3 separate regions of the Homo sapiens genome follow, and regions 1 and 3 are each linked to region 2. A link is a contact called in ENCODE Hi-C or POLR2A ChIA-PET data. All regions are on one chromosome and are shown on one strand. Each heading gives the region's core, a stretch centred on a gene start or an enhancer-like site at or near the end of the contact. The rest is flanking DNA. Distances are from core to core; before and after follow the strand shown.

Region 1 (2,874 bases), core at 374-2,873, 1.6 Mb before region 2:
AAGGAACGCTTATACGCTGTTACTGGGAGTGTAAATTAGTTCAACCAGTGTGGAAGACAGTGTGGCAATCCCTTGAAGACCTGAAAGCAGAAATAAATATAAATGCTCATACTATAGAAAAACAGAACTTATAAGTTCAACCCATCAGAAGTAGCCAGAAGACTTAAAATTTATAACTGGGAACTTTCCAATAGGATAGACTTATAGATTAAAATTAAATATGAAAATATACATATAAATTAAGTATCTAGATCATTTCCGTATGAGATAAACTACTAAAATTATTAATCACTAAATAAACGTAAGTTTAAGCTTATGTACTTTAGGCTCGTTATTAAAGAGGAACTAGAGATAATTGGGTGCACTGGTAAGCATATCCTGTGCTATGGGGAAATAGGATTTAGGCCAATGAAACCACGTACATCCTAATTTTCGCTAGATATTAAGGCTACTAAGGGTAAAGAATTTTAATTAATACATGTAATTAAAACTACTAAAAACAAAGGATGAATGAAAACAACTGTACACAAATATGTATGTGAAAAATGTATTTTAAAAGTGAGATGTATTTTTAATAAGGAAAAGTATAAAATGTACGTGTTTTCCTTAAGAGAAAAAGAGAGTAATTTTGTCTTAAAGCAAGATGACTTATTGATCCGGAATAAAAAAGGAGAAAAAGACTAAGACAAAAAAAAATGAATAGATACAGAAAGTTGCAGAAGGTCTATGAAAGAAGAACTTTATTTGTGGTCATAGTACAAACATTAGATAGATTTTACTTGTAAGTTAAAAAAACTCGGTGATGTACTGGTGCAAAGTTAGAATTAGGTTTTCTCTCTGTTAAAAGGACACATTTTCTTGGAGTATTGGTCTCCCTGTGAATGTGAAAGGTTTTTTTTCCTTATCTGTTAAATAATTGGCCTAGAAACACAGATTTTGTGTTTAATCAAGGTAACTTTTTGTACTTCATGTTGTCTTTTTAAAAGCCTTTTATTATTGAAGAAAAGTGTAATCTTTTCAATACTAAAAGAGCTAAACTTTTTTTTTTTTTTTTTTTAACCACAATGAAACTTTTTGTGTTTGCCTTTGAAATCATTGTCACTTTGGTATTGTTTCACAGTGACCTGTGTACCTATTTAATCAAGTGTTTTAAACCTTTTGACATTTTTGACAGCTCCCCAAAATCACATTCTAAATCAAGTCTTTTGGACCTCAAATTAACATTGAGAGTTTCCAGAAGGGTCCCTGAAATATGTCAAAAGAATTAATTTTATCTCCTTGTAACAAGAGGGAAGTTAAACTAATTAGACTTATTTGATGTGTTAAATTGCATGAGAGGCACTGCCAAATAATAAGTGATGCTGAACTTTCTCTAAGTTATATTTGTCATTGATGAGTGTTCTAGAAATTGTATAAAATTCCTAGACGTCTCATATTTCCTGGTATAATGTTATCAGTTATAAAACTAATGATTGTCTTATAATGCTGTATTTTTAAGACTAACCAAATTTTCTTCCTGAAAGATTTTGAAAGCAGCTATGACACAGCATTGCAAGATATTCATAGAAAATGATTGCTTCAGCAACATGGATGGAACTGGAGAACGTTACATTAAGTGAAATAAGACAGGAACCGAAAGTTAAGCACTGCACTGTCTCACGCGTATGTGGAAGCTAAAAAAAGTTGAACTCATAGAAGTGAAAAGTAGAAGAGAGGTTACTAGAGGCTGGGAAGGGCAGGTGGCAGGGGGAGTAGTGAGAGACTACACTCTCCCTATACAATTACAGGATACACAATTAGACAGGAGGAATAAATTCTAGTGTCTCTAGCACTGTCCAATGACTATAGTTAACAATAGTATATATTTACAAATAGCTAGAAGAGAGGATATTGAATATTCCCAACACAAGCAAATGACAAATACTTGAGATGATGGATGTGCTAATTACCCTGATCTGATCACTATACATTATATACATCAAAACATCACTATGGGCTGGGCTCGGTGGCTCACGCCTGTAATCCCAGCACTTTGGGAGGCCGAGGCGGGCGGATCACGAGGTCAGGAGATCTAGAACATCTGGCTAACACGATGAAACCCTGTCTCTACTAAAAATACAAAAAAAATTAGCCGGGCGCCATGGCGGGAGCCTGTAGTCCCAGCTACTCGGGAGGCTGAGGCAGGAGAATGGCGCGAACCCCGGAGGCGGAGCTTGCAGTGAGCCGAGATTGCGCCACTGCACTCCAGCCTGGGCAACAGAGCGAGACTCCGCCTCAAAAAAAAAAAAAATCACTATGTACCCCATAAATATGTATCATTATTATGTACATATTTGCCAATTTTTAAAAAAGAAGGAGAAAAAAGACTGGTAAGTACAGGTGTCTGATAACTAAGATTATGCTATTGGACTGGGTAAGAAGTTCCAAAACTCTAAGAGAAAACTGATAGTTTCATGAAACTATTAACAAAATATCAAACAAAACAAAAGAGTTAATTAGATGAGGCTAAATTAACTGATGAGAATGATTATTCATTTTATTACTTTTTGTTAAAACGTTGGTTTTTTTAATGTATTGTTTTCTAGATTTAGGGAAATTTTTTTTCTTTTTTATGAGCTGTCAATAACTTACATTAATTTGATAAAATGTACTTTGTAAATAGAAAGGGAACATTTATCTTTTTCTTCCTACCTGATGGTTCCAGGATTTGGAAACTCTTCTTAAATATTCTTATATGCAATATGGGTATTTGCACTGGTTCAATAAAAATATACTCTGCTTGTAATAGGACATAAATGGGCAAGTTCTTTGCTTGACTTCTTGTCTAGAGAAGTTTTAAAAAGTCTAATCTGAGATTTCTCATGCAGTCAAATA
Region 2 (2,966 bases), core at 167-2,666:
AAATAGACCAACCAACCACATACCATGGCGTGACACTTGCTAACATAGTCTTTTTCCAACCTAGAAGAAGGAAAAAAGCATTAGCCTCCCATAGCCTGCACACTGAATTCTCCCCTCACATTCACCCCTTTTTATCATTCCTGGCAAATCAGTCTGCCTGTGGCTCAGTGCAAGCCAGAGCAGCTGGCCTTAGGACCTGACTTCCAACACAACACACGGAGCAACTGACTGACTCTCCTGGGAAAATAAGGAGCAGAAAAAAAAAAATTATGTGTTCACTGTGCAAATTAAGATGCTACATAAAGATGTAAACAAAAAAGAATAAAATTACTCTGTAATCTTACCAGCCATCAATAACCACAGTTGAAATTAATAATTTAGAGTATATAGTTCGGATTTTTTTTCATCCATAACAAAATGGCACATATTTAGGAGATATAAGAATTTATTATAAAGTAGGATCATTGTAAACATTCCATATTGCACCCTGATTATTTTTTTCCATGAATTTACCCGGAACATTTATTTTCCTATGAGCTGAGACATGTTTACAATATTTTAGAAGCAGCGGGCAGGACACACCAATTTGTCTGGCTTGGTTCAGACTAAATAGGCTGCATCTAATGTAATGCTGTGTAACGGTTACAATGATGATGTAGGGGTACTCCAGTAGCATTGCTTAGGCCTCTGGGCAGCTATAGGGTTCAAAGCCTTCCTTCCCTGCTGGGGCTCCCTTTGGCCAGAACCCAACCCCCCTCCCCCCTCCCCCACCACGAAGTATCTATCCCCAGAGAACTTCCACCTTCTCCAACCATTAGCAGTTAGGAAGGGGTGAAGAGGTTAGGAAAAGGTTTTGGAGGTGCACAGCAGAAGCCCTCAGTCTCTCTGGGTAACACACTCCTGCCTAAGTTTCCAACCAGGGATCTCCTGCACCTCCAAACTCCCCAGATCCCAGGCCTGGTAAGCTGTCTCCACTAACCAGAGAGACTCGGCCATAAGACCCACTGATCAGCCCCAAACCATAAATCCATTCCGCCACATGGACGCCCCTCTTCCCCTCTAGGCAGGGACCTCTGCCCCCCGCCCCCCACGCCCCGCATTTCGGGGCGAGCCTCACCCAGCCTCAAGGTAAGCGGGCGCCACGCCCCACTCCCACCCCTACGATCTCCACTTGGATTCACCCTTCCCATTGGCCCACTTCCTCCTCCAGGCTGGCATTGGTCTCGTCCGCCTCCGCCGCCTTCCTGCCAGTCTACCACTTTCTCACCCAGGGAGGCCTAGAACGCGAGCCACATTCGCCCCCGGCCCTGACCCCAGGCGCGACTGCAGAGCCTCCCGAGCGGGACCGGTCTTCCGAGTGGACGGTTAGGCCACGGGTATTCAAGCGCTGCGAGTTCGCCAGCCTTATTGTAGCGGCCAGGCCTGAAGGGCTAGGCCACCGCTGAACTACATTTCCCAGCAGGCAACGCGGCCGCAGTTTCGCTTCCAAAAGTAAGAATGATGAGACGAGAACGCGAGCGGGGCTGCAGTGTCTTCTGGGATTTGTAGTTCGGGCCGGGAGCCTGGCGAGAAACGGGAGCTGCAACGTCATGGGCGGGGCGAAAGTGGTGCACCCTGGAAGTTGTAGTTCTCCAGAGGTTTAGCCAAACACTAGGTCCTGAAAGCCTAGGACGTTGAGGTTTCCAAACCCGGAGTCGGCTGTCTCCAGAGGACATCCCAGACAGCCATACTAACTTGGCAGCTCTTAATAAAAAGTATCTCCCCGGGGCATCCATTCCTGGTATTGCTATACTTGCCATTTAAGCCCCACCCGCTGCGCCCGGCTGCCATCATCGTCATCATTGTAGTCATCAGTCATTGTGTTTAGCATAAATATGAGTTACCTCATTTAACCGCACTACAACCTATGGAACACATTCTTGTCCCCCTTTTACAGAGGGGGAAACTAAGACAGCTATTTGATAATATTTCTCAAGGCTTTATTAAGCTAGCTTGTGATTCTGATTCCATAGCCCCTCCTCTTGAGAGAAGATTAGTCATGAGACTTAAAGAGTCACTTTACCCCATCCTGAGCACCAACATCCTGAGCCATCCTGAGCACCATTGGTGATAAATATAACATTTCTCTATCAGTGTGCATATGAATGTTGCTATTGTTCTATTTTCAAACATGGCTCATTTAAAAACAAACAAGTCTACTAAAGGATTTGAAAAAATGGACCAGACATGCTAAGAAAAAGGAAGCACAGCAATGTGTGTAGTTTGATTTTTTTTTTTTTCATCCTTACCTGTACATGTATGTAAACTCATAAAGGTCTGGGAAGGAAACTTAAAAAGTCACCAAACTGTTCAGGAGCAGAGTGGCATGAAATACACTTTTCAGCTTTTTAATCTCTATTTTTCAGAATGATTTGAATTTTCTAAAATAATAATGTAGAATTTGTGTGACTTTTGAAACAATAAATAATCTCCCTTCTTCCTTCCTTCCTTTTTTTTTTTTTTTTTTTTTTTTTTTTTTTTTTTGAGACAGAGTCTCACTCTGTTGCCTAGACTGAGTGTGGTGGTGTAATCTTGGCTCACTTCAGCCTCTGACTCCTGGGTTCAAATGATTCTCCTGCCTCAGCCTCCCAAATAGCTGGGATTATGGGTGCATGCCGCCATGCCTGGCTGATTTTAGTAATTTTAGTAGAGACAGAGTTTTACCATGTTGGCCAGGCTGGTCTCAAACTCCTGACCTCAAGTGATCCACCTGCCTCAGCCTCCCAAAGTGCTGGGATTACAGGTGTGAGCCACTGCGCCCAGCCCATTTGTCTTAAATGACAAAGACATTGCCTGTCTTAGGGGATCTGTGTGAGGTTTAGTAGTAGAAAGTATTCAAATCTCAGCTCTACCCCTTTTATTGACCTGACATACCCAGTGATTGTGCCTCCATTTTCTCATCTGTAAAGTAAATGTAGAAAACAATA
Region 3 (2,844 bases), core at 111-2,610, 2.0 Mb before region 2:
ACCCCACCTTACCTGAGCACCCCTGCTCAGGACAGCCAGGGCCTGGGACCCAGGGCAGTCCACCCCTGCCCTCCCTCCATCCTCTCCACCCCCGTGGGTACGAAGTCCTCACTGCGGCTGGGCCCAGAGGCAGGGGTGCAGTCCCGCGGCCTGGGGCCAGTGTCCAGTGGCCATCTGTTTGCCCTGCCCCGCCCAGACCTCCGACCTGGAGCCCAGCAGCCTGATTGACAGATACCCCTCCCACCCCACCCCCCTCCGGCCCCCTGCAACTAGCCTTTCCACCTTGCCCTCAGTTCCGGGGCAGCCAGACCCAGGCGAGGGTGGGCAGACCTGGGGGCAGCGTCCAGATCCTGAGGTCCACACGGGGAAAAGGAGAAGACAGACCCCCCCACCCCGGCCCAGCCACGCTGGGGGACGCAGCCTCGTCGGGGCGGCGAGGCTTTGCGGGGTGGTGCGTGCCCACTAGGCGCACGACTCTCCCCGCGGGCGCCAAGCGACTCTTGGAAGTGCCGGCCGTCCTCTCTGTGCCTCCGAGGGGGTCGGCGCCTCCACGCGTGACGCGAAGTTTGTGGGGAACGTAGCTGTGTGTTGGCGGGAGATCCCTCCAAGCCTCCCCAGCCTGCTGTCACCTCGGCGCCCCCTCCCAAGACCCTACCGGACCGCAGCCCGGGGGGGTGGGGGTGGGGGGTGGGGCGGAGTCTCAGCGGGTGGCCCATAGGCGCCCTCCTCAGCTCCCCCATCTCCCAGCCCCATTGGCGCCAATGGTGGGGGGGCGCCCATGCACCACGCAATGCCTGCCAGGAAACCCCCGAAGAGTTCCCTCTCTATTCCTGCCTCAGTTTCCTCACCTCGAGCGAACAGGAGCGCCCCAAAGGCGCCAGGCCCCGCCCCGCGTCTCTGAGCCTCCTCTGAGTTCAAACTCTCTCCCTGCTCCCTCTCGGGCTGGGAGCTTCGGGCACAGCTAAGGCGGCCGCCCGGGGCGGCGGCGGCGGCTCCCCTGGGGAAGATCCCGGCCCCTTCTCTCCTCCCACGGCGCCCCGGCTTCGGCCCCCTCCCCGCAGCCCCGGTACCTTTGCCCCGCAGCGGGCCCCGAGCCTCCTCCTTGCTGATCTGAGTAATGACGGCCGAGCTGTCCATGGGGCCGGGCGCGCTCCGCTCCGGCCGGACTCTGGCCCGGGCGCCCGGCCTCCCCCCCGGCTGGGGCCGGAATCGGGGCGCGGGGGGGAGGGGAGGGGTGGGAGGGAGGGATCCCCGCGAGCTCCGGAGGGGAGGGGAGCCAGGTTCTAGGGGGGAGGGGGAGGGAGGGGGCGCGGAGGAAACTTTGTTACAACATGGAGTTTCCTTCCCGCGAGGCGGATGCAAACATGGAACCCAGGCGCCGTTTCAAGGCTCCCCCTTAAAAGGGCAACGGCTTCGGCGTGACCTGGACTCGGCTGCGGCTTTCGCCACTTCTGGGACCGGCGCGGCTAGGCGGACTGGGAGGCGGGCCGGGCCGGGTTCCTGCCGCGCTCCAGGGGGCGTCGCCTCCCTTCCTGCCGCCCGCCGGCGGGGCTGAGTCTCTGCGGCTGCGTGGCAGGCCCGGCACCCGGCTCACCGTTCCAGGCCGCCGAGCGCCCTCGGCCAAGGCCCGCCCGCCGGGAGCGCCCACGCCGGGGAGTGCCCGAGTGCGGCGCGGCTCCACCTCTGCGTTTTCTGAAGACCCGGGACTAGAGGCTTCTCGGTTTCCTCGTTGAGGACTTGGAGATAGCACTACCTCATCTGTAAAATGGGTCTTCTCTCCTGTCTGGTGGTCGCAGAGATCACCTCGCAAGGACGTCAAGAGCCAGCGAAGGCTCTGCTGGCCCGAAACAGCTGTGCAAACCTCAGAATCACGCTCTTGAATGGGACGGTCGCCGCCCCCCGCAGCCCCAGGGCGAGGTGCCCCCGGTCTGTAGGACGTGAAATTCTAACTCTCTGCCCTGGGAAAGCCCCCTGCCGACCTCTCCCCACGGCCCCACCCGGGGCCCCGCACGTCTACCCGCCGCGCACGGGCCACCGCGCGTTCCCGCCTGAAGTTTTCGTACGCGCTGTTCCTTTCGCGTAGCCAAATTCCACCGACCTCGAGGAAATGCCACCTTCTCCAGGGGCCTTCCCAGACCCCCTCCCCTGCCCGCGGTCGACGGCCGCCCTGTGATTACTGGGGGTGCGGTGGGAGTCACTGGACTCGCTGCCGATCCTAGGAGCCCAGCACGGCGCCGCACGCGGTGGGCCCAAAGCCCGACCGTGGGGGACCTCAAACCAGAGGCCCTCAAGGCCCGTTCCACCCGGCCTGTGGCGCAGTGCTGGGCACTTGGGAACGGAGGTCCCTGTCTTCTCGCTGCAAGCCCCTCCGTGGTGCGCGCCGTGGGTCTGCGGGTTGGTCTTTTTCCTCGTTTATGAAGTTCTTTTCACTCGTCGTTACTATTTTGTAAGTTCACCATTTAAAAATTAATAATGCCAAGCCCGACAAACACCCCTCGGCACTTCCTCCCCTCCCCCTCTCCCGCGGGCCTCCGTGGCGGGGCGGGGCGGGCGCGTCCTGTCCCGTCCGGCCGCCGGGTGCGACGCGGCGCACGTCCGCCAGGCCCTGCCGAGGGGGAGCCGGGGAGGGGAGGCCCCGCGCGGGGGCCGGGAGGGGAAGGGAGGGGAGCGGCGTCTGCCAGAAGGCGCGGCGGCTTCGTGCGCTGAGGCTGGGAGTAGGGGCGGGAGGGGACTGTCGGGGACTGATACCCCGGTCCCCGGGCTGGATCCCTCGGCCCTCCTCCTGCTCCTGGGTAGCCCACGGGGCGGCCACCATTGCGCTTCATCACCGTGATCGCCACACGC

Evidence for each region. Hi-C counts contacts between places; a loop is a spot of excess contacts on that map. ChIA-PET counts read pairs that join two places held with the same protein, here RNA polymerase II (POLR2A). Pooled maps may share reads with other maps.
Region 1: a pooled map shows a loop between it and region 2 (4-fold over the local background). The contact joins the enhancer-like site here to the promoter of SMARCAL1-AS1 in region 2. A Hi-C loop is called at or near these places in 2 of 50 pooled maps. POLR2A ChIA-PET finds 5 or more read pairs at or near these places in 2 of 52 experiments (WTC11 and naive thymus-derived CD4-positive, alpha-beta T cell).
Region 3: a loop to region 2 is called in a map of gastrocnemius medialis, with 8 times the contacts of the local background. The contact joins the promoter of CTDSP1 here to the promoter of SMARCAL1-AS1 in region 2. A Hi-C loop is called at or near these places in 1 of 168 maps with a recorded cell type or tissue (gastrocnemius medialis) and 9 of 50 pooled maps. POLR2A ChIA-PET finds 5 or more read pairs at or near these places in 1 of 52 experiments (A549).

What each region holds. Positions count from the first base shown.
Region 1 is chr2:218,045,225-218,048,098 of GRCh38, reverse strand. It overlaps a transcript of RUFY4 not described here. Among named protein-coding and RNA genes, the nearest start is that of RUFY4, 23 kb to the left of the region's middle. RefSeq lists an enhancer at 2,100-2,601. Within about 2 kb of position 1,623, at least 2 of the 41 ENCODE cell types and tissues checked have a DNase peak (open chromatin) inside an H3K27ac peak, as active enhancers do.
Region 2 is chr2:216,410,950-216,413,915 of GRCh38, reverse strand. SMARCAL1-AS1 (SMARCAL1 antisense RNA 1) reads left to right here and starts at 1,416. Exons shown (of 5, transcript XR_001739881.1): 1 at 1,416-1,491. SMARCAL1 (SNF2 related chromatin remodeling annealing helicase 1) reads right to left here and starts at 1,432. Exons shown (of 18, transcript NM_014140.4): 1 at 1,268-1,432; 2 at 24-60. RefSeq lists enhancers at 1,323-1,412, 1,543-1,632, 1,376-1,670.
Region 3 is chr2:218,398,384-218,401,227 of GRCh38, reverse strand. It overlaps CTDSP1 (CTD small phosphatase 1), which reads right to left and starts at 1,360. Exons shown (of 7, transcript NM_021198.3): 1 at 1,071-1,360. The coding sequence starts at 1,137. RefSeq lists silencers at 913-1,072, 1,233-1,312, 1,383-1,752, 2,443-2,712.